4 separate regions of the Homo sapiens genome follow, and regions 2, 3 and 4 are each linked to region 1. The links are chromatin loops, found by intact Hi-C in ENCODE. Cell type or tissue: endothelial cell of umbilical vein. All regions are shown on one strand. Region 1 overlaps RIC8B (RIC8 guanine nucleotide exchange factor B). Region 2 holds the start of LOC100505978 (a long non-coding RNA gene). Region 3 has its middle 36 kb from the start of TMEM263-DT. Region 4 overlaps POLR3B (RNA polymerase III subunit B).

The links. Peaks named below come from ENCODE experiments on the same cell type or tissue, not always from the same donor. Only the 100,000 strongest peaks of a DNase experiment are listed, where the experiment ranks them.
Region 2: a loop joins it to region 1, with 11 times the contacts of the local background. A loop is called at or near these places in 18 of 110 quality-filtered maps.
Region 3: a loop joins it to region 1, with 2.0 times the contacts of the local background. A loop is called at or near these places in 17 of 110 quality-filtered maps.
Region 4: it touches region 1 in a loop (11-fold over the local background); 72 of 110 quality-filtered maps call a loop at or near these places.

Annotation. Positions count from the first base shown.
Region 1 is chr12:106,838,915-106,843,914 of GRCh38, forward strand. It overlaps RIC8B (RIC8 guanine nucleotide exchange factor B), which reads left to right. Exons shown (of 10, transcript NM_001330145.2): 5 at 3,675-3,903; 6 at 4,938-5,000. Among named protein-coding and RNA genes, the nearest start is that of RIC8B, 67 kb to the left of the region's middle. In endothelial cell of umbilical vein, a CTCF peak has its summit at 2,997 (motif pointing left); DNase peaks (open chromatin) are centred at 1,477 and 2,857; H3K27ac peaks cover 1,424 bases.
Region 2 is chr12:106,681,227-106,686,226 of GRCh38, forward strand. It overlaps RFX4 (regulatory factor X4), which reads left to right. Exons shown (of 18, transcript NM_213594.3): 5 at 767-828. The region is part of intron 1 of LOC100287944 (a long non-coding RNA gene); the gene reads right to left. LOC100505978 (a long non-coding RNA gene) reads right to left here and starts at 3,474. Exons shown (of 4, transcript NR_038912.1): 1 at 3,434-3,474; 2 at 2,276-2,518; 3 at 765-943. In endothelial cell of umbilical vein, no CTCF peak of the experiment used is centred here; no DNase peak of the experiment used is centred here.
Region 3 is chr12:106,917,342-106,922,341 of GRCh38, forward strand. No RefSeq gene overlaps it. Among named protein-coding and RNA genes, the nearest start is that of TMEM263-DT, 36 kb to the right of the region's middle. In endothelial cell of umbilical vein, CTCF peaks have their summits at 1,629 and 2,768 (motif pointing left); DNase peaks (open chromatin) are centred at 1,620 and 2,760; H3K27me3 peaks cover 672 bases.
Region 4 is chr12:106,384,439-106,389,438 of GRCh38, forward strand. The region is part of intron 9 of POLR3B (RNA polymerase III subunit B); the gene reads left to right. Among named protein-coding and RNA genes, the nearest start is that of POLR3B, 29 kb to the left of the region's middle. In endothelial cell of umbilical vein, a CTCF peak has its summit at 1,963 (motif pointing right); a DNase peak (open chromatin) is centred at 1,973.

The sequences.
Region 1 (5,000 bases):
AAAGGTACTTAACATCACTAATGCAAATCAAAACCTCAGTATCACCTCATACCTTGTTAGAAGGGTTATTCCAAAAAAAAAAAAAAAACCTCAAAAAACAAAAGATAATCGATGGTAAGGATGTGAAGAAAAGGAAATCTTTTTACACTGTTGGTGGGAATGTAAATTAGTATAGCCATTATGGAAAACAGTGTGGAGTTTTCTCAAAAGATGAAAAATAGAATTATTTGATTCAGCAATCACGCTTCTGGGAGTATATCCAAAGGAAATAAAATCACTGTTTCACAGAGATATCTGCATTTTCATCACATGGTCCTTACAGCACTGTTCACAATAGCCAAGATACTGAAACAACCTAAATGTCTATCAGTCAGATGAATGGATAAAATGTGCGTATATATGTATACACACACAGAGCAGAATCAGTAGAGTATTATTCAGCCTTTAAAAAAAGAAGGAAATCCCATCACTTGGAACAACATGGGTGGATCTGGAGGGCATTATGATAAGTGAAATAAACCAGGCACAGGACAAATACTCCATGATCCCACTTTTATGAGGAGTTTAAAATAGTGAAGCTTGTAGAACTAGATAGTAGAATAGTGGTTATCTGGGGCTGGGGAGAGGAGTAAATGGGGAGGTGTCAGTCAAAAGATACAAAGTTTTAGTTATGCAAGATAAGGTCTGGAGATCTCCTGTGTAGCAGAGCCTATAGTTAGCAATACTGTATTGTATACTTAGAATGTTGCTAAGGGAATAGGTCTTACGTTAAGTGCTCTTACCACAAAAGAAAAAAATACTTTTCAAAGATTTTGAGGGGTTTGGGTGCAGTGGCTCACGCCTGTAATTCCAGCACTTTGGGAAGCCATGGCAGGAAGATTGCTTGAGCCCAGGAGTTTGAGACCAGCTTGGGGAGCATAGTGAGACCTTGTCTCTACTAAAAATTAAAAAATTAGCAAGGGGCATGGTGGCGTGTGCGTGTGGTCCCAGCTACTCAGGAGGCTGAGGTGGGAGGATCATTTGAGCCCGGGAAGTCAAGGCTGCAGTGAGCCATGATCATGCCACTGCACTCTGGCCTGGGCAAGAGACTCTATCTCAAAAACAATTTTTTTTAATGAATAAAGAGGGCAAAAGGAAAATCTTTTGGAGATTTTAAGATTCGTTTACATAGACTTTACAGCCTTGAAAAAAGATATGTAAGCCCCAAATATAAAGAAGATACATTTGACCAGCAAGATTTATTAACAGCTATGGATCTACGTGTGCCATATCATGTTCTTCAGTGTAATTTCATGTTTTTGTCCAGCGATTCACAGAGGACTAGATTTTAGATTGCCTTTCCTCTCCCACAACTGACAAGGCTTTAATCAGGGCATTAAGGAGTTCTAAATAGGTCTTGCTTTTGAATCTGCATATCAGGAGGGGGCTGGGAGCATGAGCGGGAGGATGTCATGTCTCAGTGATTAATGATCTCTAGGAAGCTGAAAAGGGGAGTGTAATATACACAGTATTTCTACCCCCTGGAGTAGGAATGCAAACACTATTGTGCAGATCTGTGCATAGTCACTGACTTCCTGGTAGCTGGAGAATTTCATACACTCTTCTACCACAAATAAAACTGTCAGAGAAGTGACAGAGCTCAAAAAGCTGGCCTTCCTTACTTAAAAAGAATAGCTCAAACACAGTGAGCCAGAAAAATTAATTTTGTAGTTGTTTGGAAACCAAGTTGTTAAATAAGAAATAAGAAAATGGGAACTTTTCTTGAAAAGCCTAAAACCTCCAAATATTTGTTGAATCAAACTCTACATTTGGTTTCTTAAATTTACTGAATTCCTGGAAACTGCTTACTTTAAACGAATTTAAAGGGGAAACATTCCTTTGTAATGAAATGACCCATCTGAAACTTTTCAATCTGGTCTCTGGTAGGTTCAGAGCATCATACGGTCAGTGTATTTAAGAGCCTATTGCCTGATGTTTAGGGAAAAAATCATAACATTTCAGAATGGCTTGTATACAGTTTTTGAAAATAATTCTAAGGTAGAGTTATTTCCCCCCTTTTATTCTCAATGAATCTATGGTATTATTTAGTAACAATTTCTAAGTGCTTAAGATAGAAGCAAAACGTTCTGAACTATAGATAAGATAAACTACAGATATTTGCAAAAAAAAGTTTTAAGAGAAAGTTTTGGGGAAAGCTTATATTTCAGCCACCTTTGATTATTTACCAATAACCAAATATAGAGATTTTGTGCATAACACCAGTAGCAGCAGCAGTATTTGGTTTTAGTGAGGGCAATCAAATAACTTGTATTTTACTAGGAACCATTTATTCATATGACTTGTTAAATTATTTTTTGCTCTTGATTCATTTTTTTGATGCCCTATACATTACCACTTTCTGTTCTGCATTGTCTAACTTTTCAACTGACTTGTTACTGGTTTTTATTTTTCCATAATATAAAAAGAAAGGAAATATTCATTCTTGGGGAAGTGGAGCACAATTCAGGGTAGAGGAAAGAAAAATTTTTGTATTTCTATTTCTTTGTTTTTCTGTTTGTTTTGCTTTATTTTTTAGGGTGTCACTATAATCTAAAGTAGAAGGAGCTACTGGTCTAAATTAAGATAGTATCAGATAGATTAAGCTCTAAATTTGGTTTCCAAGTGGTTGGACTTTTAAATTGCATTTGCAGGAGTTTATTTTTAGTCAGGATGTGGTTATTTTTAGATCTGCTTCTCTGTCACTAGGAAATAAAATGCCTGTCTTTCCATTGTTGATCAGGAAGTTCTAAGGCACAGGCATATAAGAGCCAGTTAGCCCAGAACACCACCACTCCTTTTAGATGAAAGAATATGAAATAACTCATGGAAGAAAATATGTTTGTTGAGAACATATCTAATTTTGAAATTGTTAGTGTCATTTTAATCTTTTGTACACTGAACAACAGAACAAGGTTTTTAGGGAATGCCAAAAATATAAGGTTTGGGTTCCCCCTACTGGTGTGCATCCCAGTCTCGTGTATTCATTAATACACAGCTGAAAGGCCTAGGGGCTAGAGATTAGAAATAGCTATATTAACTTCATTTAGAGACCTGATGATAAGAAAGAGAGAAAAAACTCCATTTCCCTTTTTCTGCATATGTCTTACAAAAATTGGGATGATTTTTAAATTGTATTTTCTACATTTAGAAAGAATAAAACTTAATTCTACCATATTTGGTTTATTGTTGTTGCTACTGATAAGCTGCTTATTTTCAGTGTTTCTCAAATGCTTTATGTTGTAATCTAAGGAATAATAAAACACCAGTGGATCCACAAAAGGATTTAAAATCCCAGGGAAGAAATGCAAAGCTAGCATTGTTGCCATAATAAAATTAAGGAGCTGGCATTAAAGCTCACTAATTCCTATTTTAGCATTTCAGAAAGTGACATGACATCATGTGATTGTGTCTGTCTATTCAACATTTGTTTTTTTTCTAATTTGTACAACATATATTTGAAACAGTTTTTTATTTCCTATCTCATAGTAAGTGTCAAGTGTCCATAATGGCTCATTTTTGGAAAAGAAATATTTTAATTGACTCTTAAAAGTCACTTTTGAACTTCTTATTATGTTTGCATTTTAAAGGACTATTCAATCAAGTTAAAATATTGTATTTTTTTAATTGCTTTTCAGCAATGCAGTCAACCTTTTAAGCAATGTTCCAGTCTCTTGTTTGGATGTTCTCATTTGTCCGTTAACCCATGAAGAAACAGCCCAAGAGGCAACGACTCTAGATGAACTGCCCAGTAATAAAACAGCTGAGAAAGAAACAGTTTTGAAAAACAATACCATGGTATACAATGGTATGAATATGGAGGCCATTCATGTTTTACTGAATTTTATGGAGAAGAGAATAGACAAGGTAAGGCTGATAAAATGGAAGCCCTGGGAAGATGCTTCCAAAGAATGTAAATGTGCCATACATACAGACACACATCACAGAGCATGATTTTTAAATCTAAGCTTTTTTTCTGACTGATGTGCTGCATAATTGTTTTTACTTTGGAAAGCAGTTTATTACAATATATGATAAATTGCTGAAGCCATGTTAATTTATTTGTTTAATGCTGAAAATTATGTTCATGCAACACCAAAATTATGACTAGTGCTTGAAAACAAAGGAAAAAGTAATTACTGTTCCATTTTGTTACTTTGTGAGTCCTAGAAATAAAAAATATCCCCCCAAAAACTTGCTAAATACTCTTCATAATACCTAAAAGACATCTTCCCAAAAAAAAGAAAAAAGAAGACCTTGTCAATTTCCCATTTGTTGTGAGCTGTTTATACATTCTCTGGTCTATCACTCACTTTGTCAGGTATCTGTATTAAAAGGCAGCAAGGTAGCATAGTCCAGTCACCAAAATTTTGCTTCATTCAAGCCCTTTGGCTAAGCCCATGGGAATCCTAGAAAATGTAGGAACATCCAGGAAGGACCAAAAAAGGCAATAGTAAACATGAAGATGATAAAATGGAAATGTTTTTAGGAAAAGAATTTTTAAAATAGTTTGTAAGCTTAGGTAACATAAGATGTCCCCACCTCGTGGATCACGAGGTCAGGAGATCGAGACCATCCTGGCTAACATGGTGAAACCCCATCTCTACTAAAAGTACAAAAAATTAGCCAGGTGTGGTGGTGGGCACCTGTAGTCCCAGCTACTCAGGAGGCTGAGGCAGGAGAATGGCGTGAACCCGGGAGGTGGAGCTTGCAGTGAGCCGAGATTGCGCCGCTGCACTCCAGCCTGGGCAACAGAGGGAGACTCCCTCTCCCAAAAAAAAAAAAAAAAAAAAAGTCCCCACCTCAAAAACAAATTGATATCCTCAGTTACATGAAGGAAAGTAATACTGTTAGAAACAAAACTAACGTATTTCAAAAACATATGGTTTTTTTTTTTATAGGGAAGCAGCTATAGAGAGGGTCTAACTCCAGTTCTCAGCTTATTAACCGAATGTTCCCGAGCC
Region 2 (5,000 bases), 160 kb before region 1:
CATGTGCCAAACCCTGTATGAGGTCCTTGCTCTCATGGAGCGTGTGTTCAAGCAGGAGGAGACATAAACTAAGTACCCAGAGAGTAAGTGAACAAGATAACTTCAGATAGTGCTAAGTGATAAGAAGACAAAGCAGGGCCATGTGACCCTTGTGCTACTCCACACTGGCTGGTCTGAGAAGGCCTCTGGGCAGAAGGACATTGTCCAGACGCCTGAATGGTTAAAGAGGAGGCAGTCTTGTGAAGAGCTGAGTGAAATTCCACTCCTGGGTGCAGTACAAAGGCCCCCCATGGGGAGCAACGCTGGTGTGTTTCAGTAATAGAGAAAACAATAAAAAGCCAGTGTGGCTGGGATCTGGTGAGTAAAGGTGAGAATTATAAGAGAGGAAGGCCAGAAGGTAAGCAGGACGAGTTACAGAGGCTAAGTGTGGGTTTTAGTTCCAGGTGCTGTGGAAGCCACTGGAGGGTTTTAAACAGGGGAGAGGCAGGTTCTGGACCAACCAGAACTCTCCTTCCTTTGTGAGTAGGACGGGGTGAAGCATAGAGTGGCCAAGTGAGACCCCCTTAGTATCCAGAGCCCCACAACCATCCAAGCACTCCCCACTCTGACACCAGTAGTCTTCTCCAGGGTCCTCACAGACTCCTATTAAGTCATTGCAACCAAGGACCTATGTTTTCCTCCCTTCTGTAGATGGCTATTTGTAAAACTCAGTCACTATGCTCCCAACTCTTCCCAATGGGTAACTGATTCTTGTGTTGACTTACAGATCATAAGGCAGCAGTTTCCTCAGTTAACCACCAGAAGACTCGGGACCCGAGGACAGTCAAAGTAAGCACCGGACGGCCATTCCACCTGCAGAGCGCACATCTATGGGCCTCGAGACAGGCCACACCCTTGGCTCTTTATCCTGAGCTCTGTCTGCAGGCCTGGCAGAAGTCTGTGCCTAGAGGGAATATGGAAGAGCTTTATGACGGCCAGGGCCCCTCTCTCAGGACTCCTGAAAGAGAGGTTGTCCAAAAGCCCAAGACGAGTTGGCTCTGCTGCTTTAAGGAATCTGATTTTGTACCACCCTGCTTTTAGGCATATTTTGTAAAATAGTCTTGGGCATCATTGAAAGGATTGCCTTGTGGCCTCTTGGAGGATCACCAGGTTATCTGGACTGTTTTGCTGAGCAAACTCTGCTCTGATAGTATGCAGTAGACCAGAGAAGCAAAACTGTACTATTCCCTGCATGGGAGATGGGGCAGAAAGGTCCAGCTGCACCATGGTCCATGAGGGTTCACGGCTTCCCATTCATCAGTTTCATCAAGCAACCAACCAACTCATGCTTTATACTTTCTGTGTGTCACATATGTGGTGCTAGGTACTGGGAACACAGGAGCAAATCAGTTGCTGCCCTCATGGAGCATAGATTCCGGTGGGAAACAGACAAAACAGAGAATCAGATTGTGACAAAGTTGTAGCAGAGAGCAACAAAAGAGGAATGGCCAGGGAAGGTCTTTCAGAGGAGGTTACATTTAAGTAAAGACTAGGGGAGTGCAGAAGGCTGTGCAGACACTTGTCTGCTAGGTGTGAGTCAGTGGGAAGGGAATCTCTTCCTGTACTGCTCGACCTTCATTAAAATCTGCATTTATAGGACTTGCCTCTAAGGATGTTTCAAAAATTGTTGGACGATAATAGGTGTTCCATGAAGAAGAGCAGCAGGCCCTATAAGTTTGGTTAACACTAAGTTTAAACAGTTTCCTTTACTGCAAGACTTCTCAGAACCCTTATTATGCTAATGTACAAGGTGACTCCACTAGAGGGTGCCTTATTATGCAGCATTTCTAAGCATTTTGACCACGTTGAGCAGGTCAGCACATAGTGACCTATAAAACACTGTAACTTTTTAGAAAGGCAACCATATAGGACTTTTAAGACTTGTCTTGAAGGATGTGTCAAAAGCATGTCCAGTGCTCTCACCCTGGGCCAAACCCCTGTCCCTCACCAGCTCCTCTCATCCCTGGGCAGCACATTCCCATCCTCCAAGGGTGGGTTTGATTTTGGAGCCAAGGTAGGGAAAGAAAATGGATGATCGAACTGGGAAAAACCCTTTTTTGGTATTCTGAAAATAATGAGACTAATTTTTTTGGTGTAGCTCAGAAGCTTTTGAACCAGTCTCTAAAGGAATTTCCAGAAGACTGTTGAACAAAGGACCTCTTGGAATAAATTCCTAATAATTTTCCAAGATGACTATTCTGAAAAAAAAAAAAAAAAAAAAAAAAAAAAAACAAACCTCAGTTATAATTTTAAAATTCTGGTATTTGTTTAAAAGTAAGGTTTCAGCCTTGGTACGATTATAGATTACAAAAGCCAGGTTCTTCCTTGTTTGCTGGTAAACACATAGTAGGCAATTCAAAATGTTGGTCAAACAGAAGAGTGGATGGATAGAACGATATGGAATAAATGAAAATAAATTATTTTTCTCCAGCTCTTGGTCTTTGAGGAATCAGTGGCTCCGATAGCTTGTTGCTCATTTCTAAGAAGAGCAGAAATAGTAAAGACACACAGTAAAGAGAGAGCAGAAAGGTTTCCCATCCTGCATAAACAGAGAAAATTTCCTTCTGTCCACATGGGAGAGTCTGTTTTTGTTTTGTTTGTTTTTCTTTTTCTTTAACCTCGAGGTTGGCAAAATACCCTCTTTAAAAATTCTGTATAATCAATTTTATTGTATCCTCTTCCATAAGGATACTCCAAAGTTGGTCACACCTTCGACCAGTTGAAAGGCAGTAAGAAGCTCTTGTCTCCAACCTGCATCATGGCCTTATAGAGAAACTCCCTTGGCAAATTGACAATGACAGAAGAAATCTGGGGGGGTGGGCCAGGTGCAGTGGCTCACGCCTGTAATCCCAGCACTTTGGGAGGCTGAGGCCCGTAGATCACTTGAGGTCAGGAGTTCAAGATCAGCCTGGCCAACATGGTGAAACCCCATCTCTACAAAAAATACAAAAATTAGCCGGGCATGGTGGCACGTCCCTTTAGTCCCAGCTACTCAGGAGGCTGAGGCAGGAGAATTGCTTGAAGCTGAAAGGCAGAGGTTTCAGTGAGCCACGATTGCACCACTGCACTCCAGCCAGGGTGACAGAGCGAGACCTGTCTCAAAAAAAAGCACATTCTGCACATGTATCCCCTGCCTTTTTTTAGAAGAAATTAAAAAATAAATAAATAAATCTGGGGGTGGCTGGTGAGGAATGTGTTGTTGTGCCCTACAGAACTGAAATAGAAGAACTCAAGATCAGAGCAGTAGCTTCACTGTGGTTGTTGATTTTAGCTACGTGATCTCTGAATAGTCAAGAAGTGGTCTGGTCTGAACATATTAGATGATCTGGCTCTTAAGAAGTTATAAAGGTGAACTTTTTAAGGTTACGGTGGTGTGTCATAACTGTCATCCCACCTGAAGCCACCGGAACCATGCTCCTCCCCCACCCACAGAGTGAGTTCCAGGTGGGAAGGCAGTTATGACAGTTGAGAAGTAGTAGAAGACACGGAAGGCACAGAAGGCAGACTTCGCTCAGCACAAAGAATTTTCTGATAACCATACTGGCAAAATGAACTGGGCTGCCTTCGGAGGGTCTGAATTCTTCATCCCAGAAGGCATTCAGATAGATTCGAGATGCCCACTAAGCAGAAATATCACGGAATGGTATCAGGAGTAAAGGAGGGTTGGGGAGAGGGAAGGTTTTGACGTGCTCATCTCTTCCCTCCTCGCAAAAGCCCTTCCCATAATTCAAAATGCCTTCTCATCTGTATGATTTTGTGACTTTCATTGTATCTCCATGGGTAGAGAAAAGTAGTTAATATGTTGTGCGGTGTTTCTGAAAGCGAGGTCCACGGATGACCTAACATTTGTATTGCCACGGGACTGTGAAAATCGACTCTAGACGTACTAAATAGGAGTCTTTAAGGGGGGAGCAGGGCCCAGGAGTCTCTATTTTAATGGTTTTTTTTCTTCTTCTTCTTTTAGTCCTAGCTACTAGACTACCAGGGATATTTTAATATGTTTTGTAAGTGATTCTTAGTAGTAGTAAGGTTTGAGAATCACTGGCTTAGTGGTTCAAAGCACTTGGGAGGTTCAAATCCTGCCTCTGCTCCTTACTCACTGGCTGATCTTGGGTGCATGACTTAAATTCTCTGGGCCTTAGTTTCCTTATCTATAAAAATGGGGATAATAATTAATTCTAGCTTTATGGGGATTTTGTGAGATTAAATAAGATAATGTGTGTCAAGCACTCAGTACCAGAGATCTCAAACTGATGTGCTTTAGAATTACCCCTATGGTGCTTGATTCAGTGCTGATTCCTGGGCCCCATTCCCAGATGTTCTAAATCAGTAGGTACTGAGAGAGGGCCCAGGAGTCTGTATTTTTATTAAACTTTAAAAATGATTCTGATAAGATCAAAGTTTATAAGACTATCTTGCAGTGTTTTCAGTAGGATAGCACTGTGGCTTCATAGTCAAAAAGACCTGTCTGTGTTCAAGAACCTGTTCCTCCCCTAAACAGCTATATGACCTTAAACAAATTATTTGAGCTTTCTTGCCTCCAGTTTCTCATGTGTAGAAAGACTGTAATAATTTCCATTATTGGTTATTTTACAAATTAATGCATGCAAAGTCCTTTGCAAACTGCCTGGCATGTAGCCAATATATAATGCTCAATAGATTATAGCTAAAATCTAAACAAAATGCAGCCTCCAATCCCTTGTTAGTCTTAATTGAAAACATTGCTAATATTAAGCCTATTTTGAGTTAATAAAAAGTTCTGGTCTTCGCTTTACATTCAGTGTCAACTGAAGCACTGAATTTACCTTTTTAAAAATACAGTTCTTTGAGACTACCATTTATTGATTAAGAAAAACATAGGCCAAGGCCAGGCGCGGTGGCTCATGCCTGTAATCCCAGCACTTTGGGAGGCCAAGGTGGGCAGATCATGAGGTCAGGAGTTTGAGACCAACCTGACCAAC
Region 3 (5,000 bases), 78 kb after region 1:
TTAACTCCAGTTGCTTTCTCTGAAACTTGCAAAAAAAAAAAAAAAAAAAGTTGTTAGGAAACACCAGGACTAGAATTCAGCCGTGTCTTTCTTAAAAAAAAAAATCAGTTGGAGTGCCAGTTGTATAGGCACTGCCTTTTGTTACCAAAAAAAAAAAGTTTTAACTCCACAGTGGAAAAACTAACATTGTCACTAGGATATGAAGAAACCATGGTGAAGAACTAGCAACAGTGGGGCCCCGCAGAATGGCTGGCGGCATCTGTGCTGAGGGCCTTTATCAGTAGCCTTGTATGTTCTATTCAGGACTCTCAGGACGATTGTTGGCATGATGTAGACAAATTGACGCAAATTAGTTTAGCATGGGCTATGCAAAGTTTAAGCTTGTTGAGTAACACACGTGGACCACATAGCAACAGCTCCCAACACTATGCAAAAGTGTTAGATGCAAAGTACTAACTACCCTAGACTGTGCTATTCCAGATTGGAAGCAGAATTTGCAAATTACTGGGCAGTGCGGAGGAGGAGGGCAGGAAGCTGGCAGTGGAGACCGGATCCCCCATGCTGACCCTAAAGGCCAGTGATGGTTGAGAAAAATAACTCCTGAAAGTGCCGCTTGCTCTGCCTAAAACCGACTGCCTGTTATTTCATGGCCACAAATCCTCAAAGAACTGGCCCCAAAGATTAAGGGGATTCCGCCACTTTGCTCTTTACTTTTGGTTCAAATATCTCAAGACAATTCCTTTGGGGTTGGTGTCACACAGACCACCTAGAGGGACCTTCTAATTGTATTTACAGTAATTTAATTATGGCAGGGAGAGCTTCAGAAGGCAGGATTTACCAAGATTGATACTATGGGTGCCACTGGCAGAGTTTTGATCTGTTAAATCAACAGAGAAATGGTAAAAAAAAAAAAATAATAATAATAATAATAATAATAAAATAAAATAAAGCCACTCCAGAGTTTGGAAAACTACTTTATAGACTTTTTCTTCTTTTTTTTTAGTGGAGGCTGGGAAGGTGAAGGAGACATTTTCCTGGGGCCACGGCTTTCACGCTTTTGTTCATATTATTTTGTATTTCATATATGCATTATATCCATCTGATCTCACACACACACACACACACACAGAGTTTAGATATTATGAATGCACCATAGCCAAGTGTGTGTATGCGTATGCAGTTGTGTGTGTGTACTTAATTAAATATATCTCTGAATAGTTATTCAAAAACTTGGTAGCAAGTTCCTCCTCCGGGGAGGAGATCTAAGGTGGGGTGGGAGAGAGATTTACTTTTAACCTCATTTTCCATTCTTTTGTTTGCTTTTTTCTTTTTGTTTTCCAAAACAATTTTATACAAAAACATTTAAAATAGTTTTTGAGTGTATCCATAAAGAAACTTTTCATGCAAATATTAAATCATAAAAGTCAGCAACCTGTATATAATTCAGCCAATTGTAGGTTGTTTGGCTAACTAGTTACCTCGCCTTAGTTGGTGCCCTTCCCTTTCGGGTCCTCAGCCTTCCCGTCTATGAAAGGGTATAGACCAGCTGCTCCTGAAGGCCCCTTCCTCTCTATGAGATTGAATGACTAGAGTCTAAAAACAGCATGTGCTGCTACTGCCATCTAGCAGTCCAACTAGGGCTGCATGGATTTAGCTTTCCTCAGGTATTTTGAAAGACATCAGGGGGCTATTATTCAAAACACAAAAACTTCATTGAATATGCAAAGATCCTACAGCCCCTAAGTGCTTTCTGAGTGGGAGAGAGTATACATATATAAACAAATCTTAGACATTTAAAAAGTTGTTCTGAGCCTGTAATGTTTGACTATTGTAATATTTGACTACTGCAGTCAAACATTATACCATCATTGCAATTCAGTGGTCTCAAGGGCCTTTGGTGATGTGCCCAGACTGCCCAGTACAGCAGATATTTGTTGGGTACCCACTATGCATGCAGAGGACTGTGCAGGTGTGTGTGTGGTAGAAAGAGACAGGAATTTGGTATCATGCAGTTCAGACACCCTAACTCTTTAAGGACAGAGAACTGTGACCTTTCGGAGGTGTATTCCCAATAAGCCATGCATCTCCAACAGCTAGCAGAGCACTGGCACACAACAGGAAGTTAATAAATGCATGTTTTCAATGAATGCAGGAAGGAAGGAAGGAAGAAATAATCTGGATTTGAATTCATGTCCCCTGTTTATGAAGGCATTTTCTTCTTCATTTCCTCATTGGCACAATAGCAATGACAACCCTTGCCCCTGATTGTGAGGATCCAGTGCTATGACAAGGGGCAATGCCTCTGTCAGCTGGAAAAAGCTTTAAAAAAGAGGTGGGGTGGGGGAATCTCCGTATTTTGAGGCTCATCAACCACCTACTGTGCATGACAATGAGATATATTCTTCACTCCCCAAATTGATATTTCCATAGAAAATGTTTTCTGCCATGTATTCTAAGTTTTCTTGATTAAAGTGTATATTGCAGAAATACTGCAAATTCAGGCCTGAAGTACACTCAGGGATTTTTCTCTCCACCTCTTCCCGCAACCCTGCCCTTTCCTAGCAGAAGAACAGGACCTGTTCTTTGTTTTTACCGCATCTCCAGGTTTCCATATATGTACACTGAAGGAGTTGAATTAAATTAACCCTAAGGTCTTTTCCCTTTTAAACTCTAAAGCTTCTTCCCTTTAAAAACAGGTTCTTATAGGGAAAATTGTACAATGACACCGTGGGCTCAACTGTTGTAAAGAAGCTGTGATATGCTGCCACCTGTTGGTGATGCATTGAATTATTTTAAATTCTAAGCAAAACTGAGGTTTAGCATTTATTAATAAATAGTATTCACTATGACCAAATGAATTTACATACATATTTACAGTAGAAATGTATCACAGTGCCAAGGGCAAGAAATGTTTTCCCCAAAGGCAAAAATAATAGTTGACATTTAAAGACCAGAGTCTTTCAGTACCAAGCCCTACGTGAATTCTCCCACTTAATCCTCACAGCCACCCAGTTCTTTGATTATCCCCACTTTACAGATGAGGAAACTGATAGTCAGTGAGGCAATGACTTCCCCCAGGTCACATGGGTGGTAAGTAGCAGAGACATAACCTGGTTCCTTAACAACGATGCACTTAGCATAGTGTATTCTGTAGTGTTTTCTTGCTTCTGATTTGAAAAGAAATTAACATCATTGTAGAAATTTCTTAAATTACAAAGAAAAAAATAAATTGAAATCCCACCACTAAAATAAAATCAATGTTAACATTCTGTGCATATCTATCCAGTATTTTAGTGCTTATGTCATGTATACATTTGTACTTTTAAATATGATTATAATTGTTGGTTAAAACAAGAGTTCCCTTTTTTTTGATTCATTCATTTCTCCATTCATTCATTTCTCCGATTAAATTTAACAAATGCTTAATTTGTACCAGGTGGAGATACAATGGATGGGATTTTTTTTTAAAGACATTATATAAGCTTGTCCAACCTGCCTTATTTTGTTGTTGTTGCTGTTCTGTTTTGTTTTGCTTTAGGCTTTTAGCAGCCTGAAACCATGGTTTTTTGTTTCTGTCTCTAGTGATAAGCAGAAAAGAGGCAAGAGGAAGGGGCTTTACTGGCCCAACCAGAAGCAAAAACTAAGAACCCATGACTGTATTCTGTCCCTTGGCACTCCTGGATGAGATAAATAAATGTTCTAAAGGAAAAATAGTTCCGGGAGAACAGGTAAGAAGGGAAGTTAGTTTGCACAGGGGGAACACAAGGCTTCCCTGAGGAGGTGATGCTTGGAAAGATTTGGATGGTTCAGGTACCCCTTTCCCCCACCTCACAACTAACTTTCCAAGCAATTCTTTGCTTCAAGGAGGGAAAGGCCTGCCCTCTTCATTCTCTTTCCAGTGCTCAGGTAGGCACAGAGACAGATCAGTTAGCCCTTGCCTAAGCAGATGAAAGAGTGGGAGTAAGACGTTATTCTTCTCGTATTGTGGGCACTCCAATACTTACCAGTGATTCTTTGGGGACCTTCTCTCTCTTGGCCTAAGGGAGAGGAAAACTTCTCACCCCAAACACTGCACCTTCACCTTCAACAGTAGAGGATCTAGGTGTCTAGCCTCAGGTGTTGGTGCTTGCCTCCTGTGGGGGAGAACTAGCTCCTACAGGTTTCAACTGAGATCCCAGTGTCAATTTCTGAGCAACCAAAAAAGGCCCCTCAGCAATTGCACCACAAGTTCTCAGTCCGAACTAATTGATGATAGCCTAATCAGCCTCTCTTCTTCCAGTTTCTCCTCACTTAATCTATCCTATAGTGGGCTACAAAGTCGGTCTTCCCAAGAATAGTTAAAATAATGCTATTAACTCGAAACTTTCAGCATATCCCTAAATAAACTAGTTTCAGTAACATTTTTATCAATAACTTGGATTTGCTGATACTTTTCCTTTGCTTTCTTTCCCAATTCCACCCCCTTCCCCCATGTACACATCACTCAGCTTTTATTTTTCATTCTTGCTTTTTAAATTTTTTGTTGTTGTTGTTGTTCTGAGATGGAGTCTTGCTCTGTCACCCAGGCTGGAGGGCAGTGGCGCAACCTCCACCTCCTGGTTTCAAGCGATTCTCCTGCCTCAGCCTCCCGAATAGCTGGGATTACAGGCACCTGCCACCACACCCGGCTAATTTCTTTGTATTTTTAGTACAGACAGGGTTTCACCATGTTGGCCAGGCTGGTCTCAAACTCCTGACCTCAAGTGATCCACCTGCCTTGGCCTCCCAAAGTGCTAGGATTACAGGCATGAGTCACCGCAACCAGCTAAAATTTTTAAATTTTTGTGGATACATAGTGGTGTATATATTTATAGGGTACATGTGATGTTTTGATAAAGGCATGCAATGTGAAATAATCACATCATGGAGAATGGGGTATCCATCCCTTCCAGCATTTATCCTTTGTGTTACAAACAATCCAATTACACTCTTTTAGCTATTTTTAATGTCCAATTATTATT
Region 4 (5,000 bases), 450 kb before region 1:
CAATACTTGTGGTGCTTTTGTGGTTATTCACAGATATGCACTGACACAGAGTGGTAAAAACTTAGAATCACCCAGCGCACATATTCCCAGCTGAGATTGAACAAGGCAACACTCTGCCTTCTTGTTTCAGCCCTCATGCTGTAATCGAGTGTCTGTTTTGCAGTCTATTTAGTGCCGTATTTTTTGTATTTTTGTGCTTTGTTGATTGCAGTATAAGATGGCCCCCTAGTATAATGCTAAAGTGCTGTCGAGGTGTTCCAAAGGGCAAACAGGCTGTGATGTGCCTTCTGGAGAAAATATGTGTTAGATAAGCTTGATAAGCTTTGTTCAGGCATGAGTTATAGTGCTGTTGGCTAACTTCAAAGTTAACTAATCGATATATATTAAATGTCTTTTTTTTTTTTTTTGAGATGGCGTTTCGCTCTTTCACCCAGGCTGGAGTGGAATGGCGTGATCTCAGCTTAATGCAACTTCCCGTCCAGTTTCAAGCTATTCTCCTGCCTCAGCCTCCCAAGTAGCTGCGATTTCAGGCGCCCTCCACCACGCCCAGCTAATTTTTGTATTTTTGGTAGAGATGGGGTTTCACCATGTTGGCTAGGCTGGTCTCGAACTCTTGACCGTGTGATCCTCCCGCCTTGGCCTCCCAAAGTGCTGGGATTAGGTGTAAGCCACAGCGCCTGGCCTTAAATATCTTTTAAAAGAAACACACAGAAAATAACGTTCTGTATTGATTAGTTGAGGAAAATGTTGTGACCATAGGCTCACAGGAACCTAGCCCTATATTTTTCCTGGAGCAATGGTTCAGTATTCACTATTCAGTATTTGGTATAATTCAGCAACTTTATAGAACATAACTACCTTGGATAATGATAACCGATTGTATATAGGTATAAAATGAATCTTGATAACCAGTTTAGTTGAAATGAAGAGCTCAGATTATTTGAGGAGATACTGGATGCTTCAGATAATTTTAGAAATTTATAGTATTTATTCAGTTTCAATAGTTATGATAGTGGAAATAATTTTTGAGTCAAAATTAGAAAAAAAACAAAGGAAGAGATCCTCTGAGGCTGAACTAAGTTCGTTGAAACGGAAAAGCATTTTGGGTATAAGCCTCAGAGGAGTAAGAAAGAAGGGAATGAGTCTTTACTGTTAAAGTTGTAATCAGGTGACAGAGTATAGGAGTCAGGGAGGAAAGTAGCCCTCAAATCAGTCTGGTGATTGGGATTTAGGGAGAGAGTATTGGTAAGAGTATTCATAAGTATTGAATGGACATTGACAAGTCAGGTTCTTTAACTCAGGAAGCATCCATGTTCTAAATGCAATTGTGTGAAGAAACTTTTAGGAAATTTTAAACTGTTTATTGTAGCCTAATGTGCTTTTGAGTTCTATAAATGAGATGGAGCCATTTTCTTTTCAGGATGATGATGATGATAGTCTTAGTAGCAGTACCATGATATCAGAGGGCCCAGGAAGAATTCTTAAATATACTTTTTCTTTTCTTTCTTTACGGTTTGCATTTTTTAAGCACAAAAGTAATTTTGACTTTTCTTGTAGGGATCCCACAGTGCCCAATGCAGTGTTTTATGTACATACTGATGAATAAAGAAAATTTTATCTAACGGGGCTGGGCGCGGTGGCTCATGCCTATAATCCCATCGCTTTGGGAGGCCAAGGTGGGTGGATCACTTGAGGTCAGGAGTTTGAGACCAGCCTGGCTAACATGGTGAGAAGCCATCTCTGCTAAAAATACAAAAACTAGCCGGGCATGGTGGCTCACGCCTGCCCCAGCTACTTGGGAGGCTCAGGCAGGAGAACTGCTTGAACCCAGGAGGCAGAGGTTGCAGTGAGGCGAAATCGCACCACTGCACTCCAGCCTGGGTGACAGAGGGAGACTCCGTCTCAAAAAAAAAAAAAAAGAAAACTTTATCTAATGGTGTAGAATTACATCTCCAGCAGAGGGCAGTATGTTCCCATGCATCCAAAGGACTTTTTTTTTTAGAAAGTTTTATAGACACTTGAAGATGCATAGTACTCTTTCTTTCTACCAGAAATTATAAATTAATTATAATGCATATAATCTTCTATCACTCATGGAAAATGCATGACTAGACTCATGCATACATTAAAATCAGAAAACATTAAGTACTGTTTTTTGGCCCGGTGATGAGTTTAATAAGACAGTTTTGCTGGGCGTGGTGGCTCACACCTGTAATCCCAGCACTTTGGGAGGCCGAGGTGGGCGGATCACGAGGTCAGGAGATGGAGACCACCCTGGCTAACACGGTGAAACCCCGTCTTTACTAAAAATACAAAAAATTAGCTGGGCATGGTGGCAGGTGCCTGTAGTCCCAGCTACTCAGGAGGCTGAGGCAGGAGAATGGCGTGAACCTGGAAGCCGGAGCATGCAGTGAGCCAAGATCACACCACTGCACTGCAGCCTGGGCAACAGAGCAAGACTCTGTCTCAAAAAAAAAAAGAAAAAAGTTTCTTCTGTCAAGTTTGTTTAATGTTTATATTGTACATCTATACACGCATATGCTTACATACACACAGCTGACTTAAATCCTTTTTAGAATAGGGCTGTAAATTAACAATATGCATATTTATGTAACCAGTAGTTGTGGTTTCAGACTTCTCCCTTTCTGATTATAAAAACATTCCTTGCATTATTTAAATTTAGAAAGCCACTTAAAAGTATATCTACATTTTTGGATATATTTTTCCAGACAGTTTTCCTGTGCTTTTGTGATATACACATACATTTTTATTTTTTTCACTTAACAGTGCATTATGAATAGCTTTCCCTGTTATGAATCTGCATCATTATTTTTAGTGACTGTTGTGTAGAAGTTGCATACTTGTGGTGGAATTTACTTAACCACTTTCCTCTAGTGGGGCATTTAGGCGTCATTTTTTTCCCCAAGGCTTTACTCTTAAACACAACCCTAGGATGACTGTTATACATACCTGTTTGTGCACATTGCTGATTGTTTTGTAAGACTTTATTCCTGAGAGTGGAATTTCTTTTTTTTTAAACTTGGTGCATGTTGCCAATTATTTTCCTGAAACGTATCCACTACATTCTAATCAGTAAATATTTTAAAATTTTTAGTTTGGATAAATGAGCTAAATATTTTGGTCATAAATGGTCACTTTTATTGGTCTCCCACAATAGGTATGTTTTAATAAATTGATGGGAATTTGTTTGATAACCACTATTTAGACTTTTCCATCTGGGAGGCAGCATAGAGTATTGGATATCTTAGAATCAGACAGATTTAGGTTGAATCCCAGCATCTGCACTTATTAGTTATGTGACCTTGGGCATATTTTCCAGTCTCTTTAAGTCTTGAATAACTCATCTATTAAGGTGAGAATTTTAAGAGAGTTGCTGTGAAGAGCAAACAGGATCATGTATTTTTTGAAAAGTCCTGGAAGGGGAGTGCCCTTTTTCTTTCCTTAGTTGTCTTTATGGTCAGAAACCCGGGAAAACAAATGGGGATACCAGAAAAGACACATCATTTCTCTTTGAGTGTTGTGTGGCCCTAACACAGACCTTGACAGTCATTAGGACTTGATGGTTGTTGATTATAACCAACAATTGGCTGAAAGTGACAGGAACAGCAGGGTTTCCAGATTCCATGCTGAGTCTGAATATGATGGAGAAAGCTTTTAAGACATAGATCAGCCTTATTTATGGACTTGGATCACTACAAAGGTTCTCCTGCCCATGAATCTTCCCCACTTTACATTTTGTATTCCCAAGTATGCTGCCTGCACTTATGATGGCATCTGTAGTTTGAAAGTTTTTGTGGAAAAGAGAATCAAATTTCAAGGGTGCTGGGCAGTGTTTCCTGGAAACTAACTTATATGGAAATTTATCTTTTTTTTTTTTGAGATGGAGTCTTGCTCTGTCACCAGGCTAGAGTGCAGTGGCGCGATCTCAGCCCACTGCAACCTCCAACTCCCTGGTTCAAGCGATTCTTCTGCCTCAGCCTCCCAAGTAGCTGGGATTACAGGCATGCACCACCACGCCCAGCTAATTTTTGTATCTTTAGTAGAGACGGGGTTTCTCCATGTTGGCCAGGATGGTCTTGATCTCCTGACCTGGTGATCTGCCCACCTTAGCCTCCCAAAGTGCTGGGATTACAGGCGTGAGCCAATGTGCCTGGCTGAAATTTATCTTCTTTAAAGAGAAACAGTTACAAAGTTAGAGAGGGCTATCACAGTTCTCTTATTACCTGCTGGGACTACTGTGAGTAATAATAGATTGATTTTGGTCTACTTTAAAGAAACATTAGAGATTTCTGAATATTAGATATTTTAAGAAGTTATTTCCTTTCCTGCCTTCACACAATATATTTCAACCTGTCACCATTAGTGTGTGTATCAGTCTCTTTTGCTCATTAGTATTCTTTTTGTCTTTAAAAGTCACGCTTTGTAGATATCTAAAAAGACCTCATGCCACTTTTTATAGTGCATCTCCCCTTATTTTTGTTCAATGGTATTGCTGATTGCTAGAGTGTAGGGGACCTGCTGAAATGTATTATCTCTGCTATTTTTTCATAAGTTTATTATGTAGGATTTACTTTTGACTTATTAGAAAAAATGATTTCAGATATCTGGAGTACAAAGAGGTCCATATAAAGCCAGTTTTCAGATGTCTAAATTATGTCTTTAAAGTAAAATAGTTGAGCATTTTGCTGTCGTTTCCATAGCAATATGTCATTTATTTGTAGCTGTGACTACTGAAGGCTAAATAGTCATAAAGTCAGTTCGGTCTTTGCAGCTGGTGTGCTTTGATGATAACTTGACTGAGTTATCGCCCCTGTATTTAGTGACTTGATATAGGAAGAGTTTAGTCCTTTTAGAGCAAAGCTTTGGCAGTAATCATGCTTTTTGCACATATGGTGTCATTTACCATGTGCTTGGCATATCTTTGCTTCATAGCTTAGAAATATTTGGAAGGCCTAAGCAGTCTGTTTAGATCCCTGTTA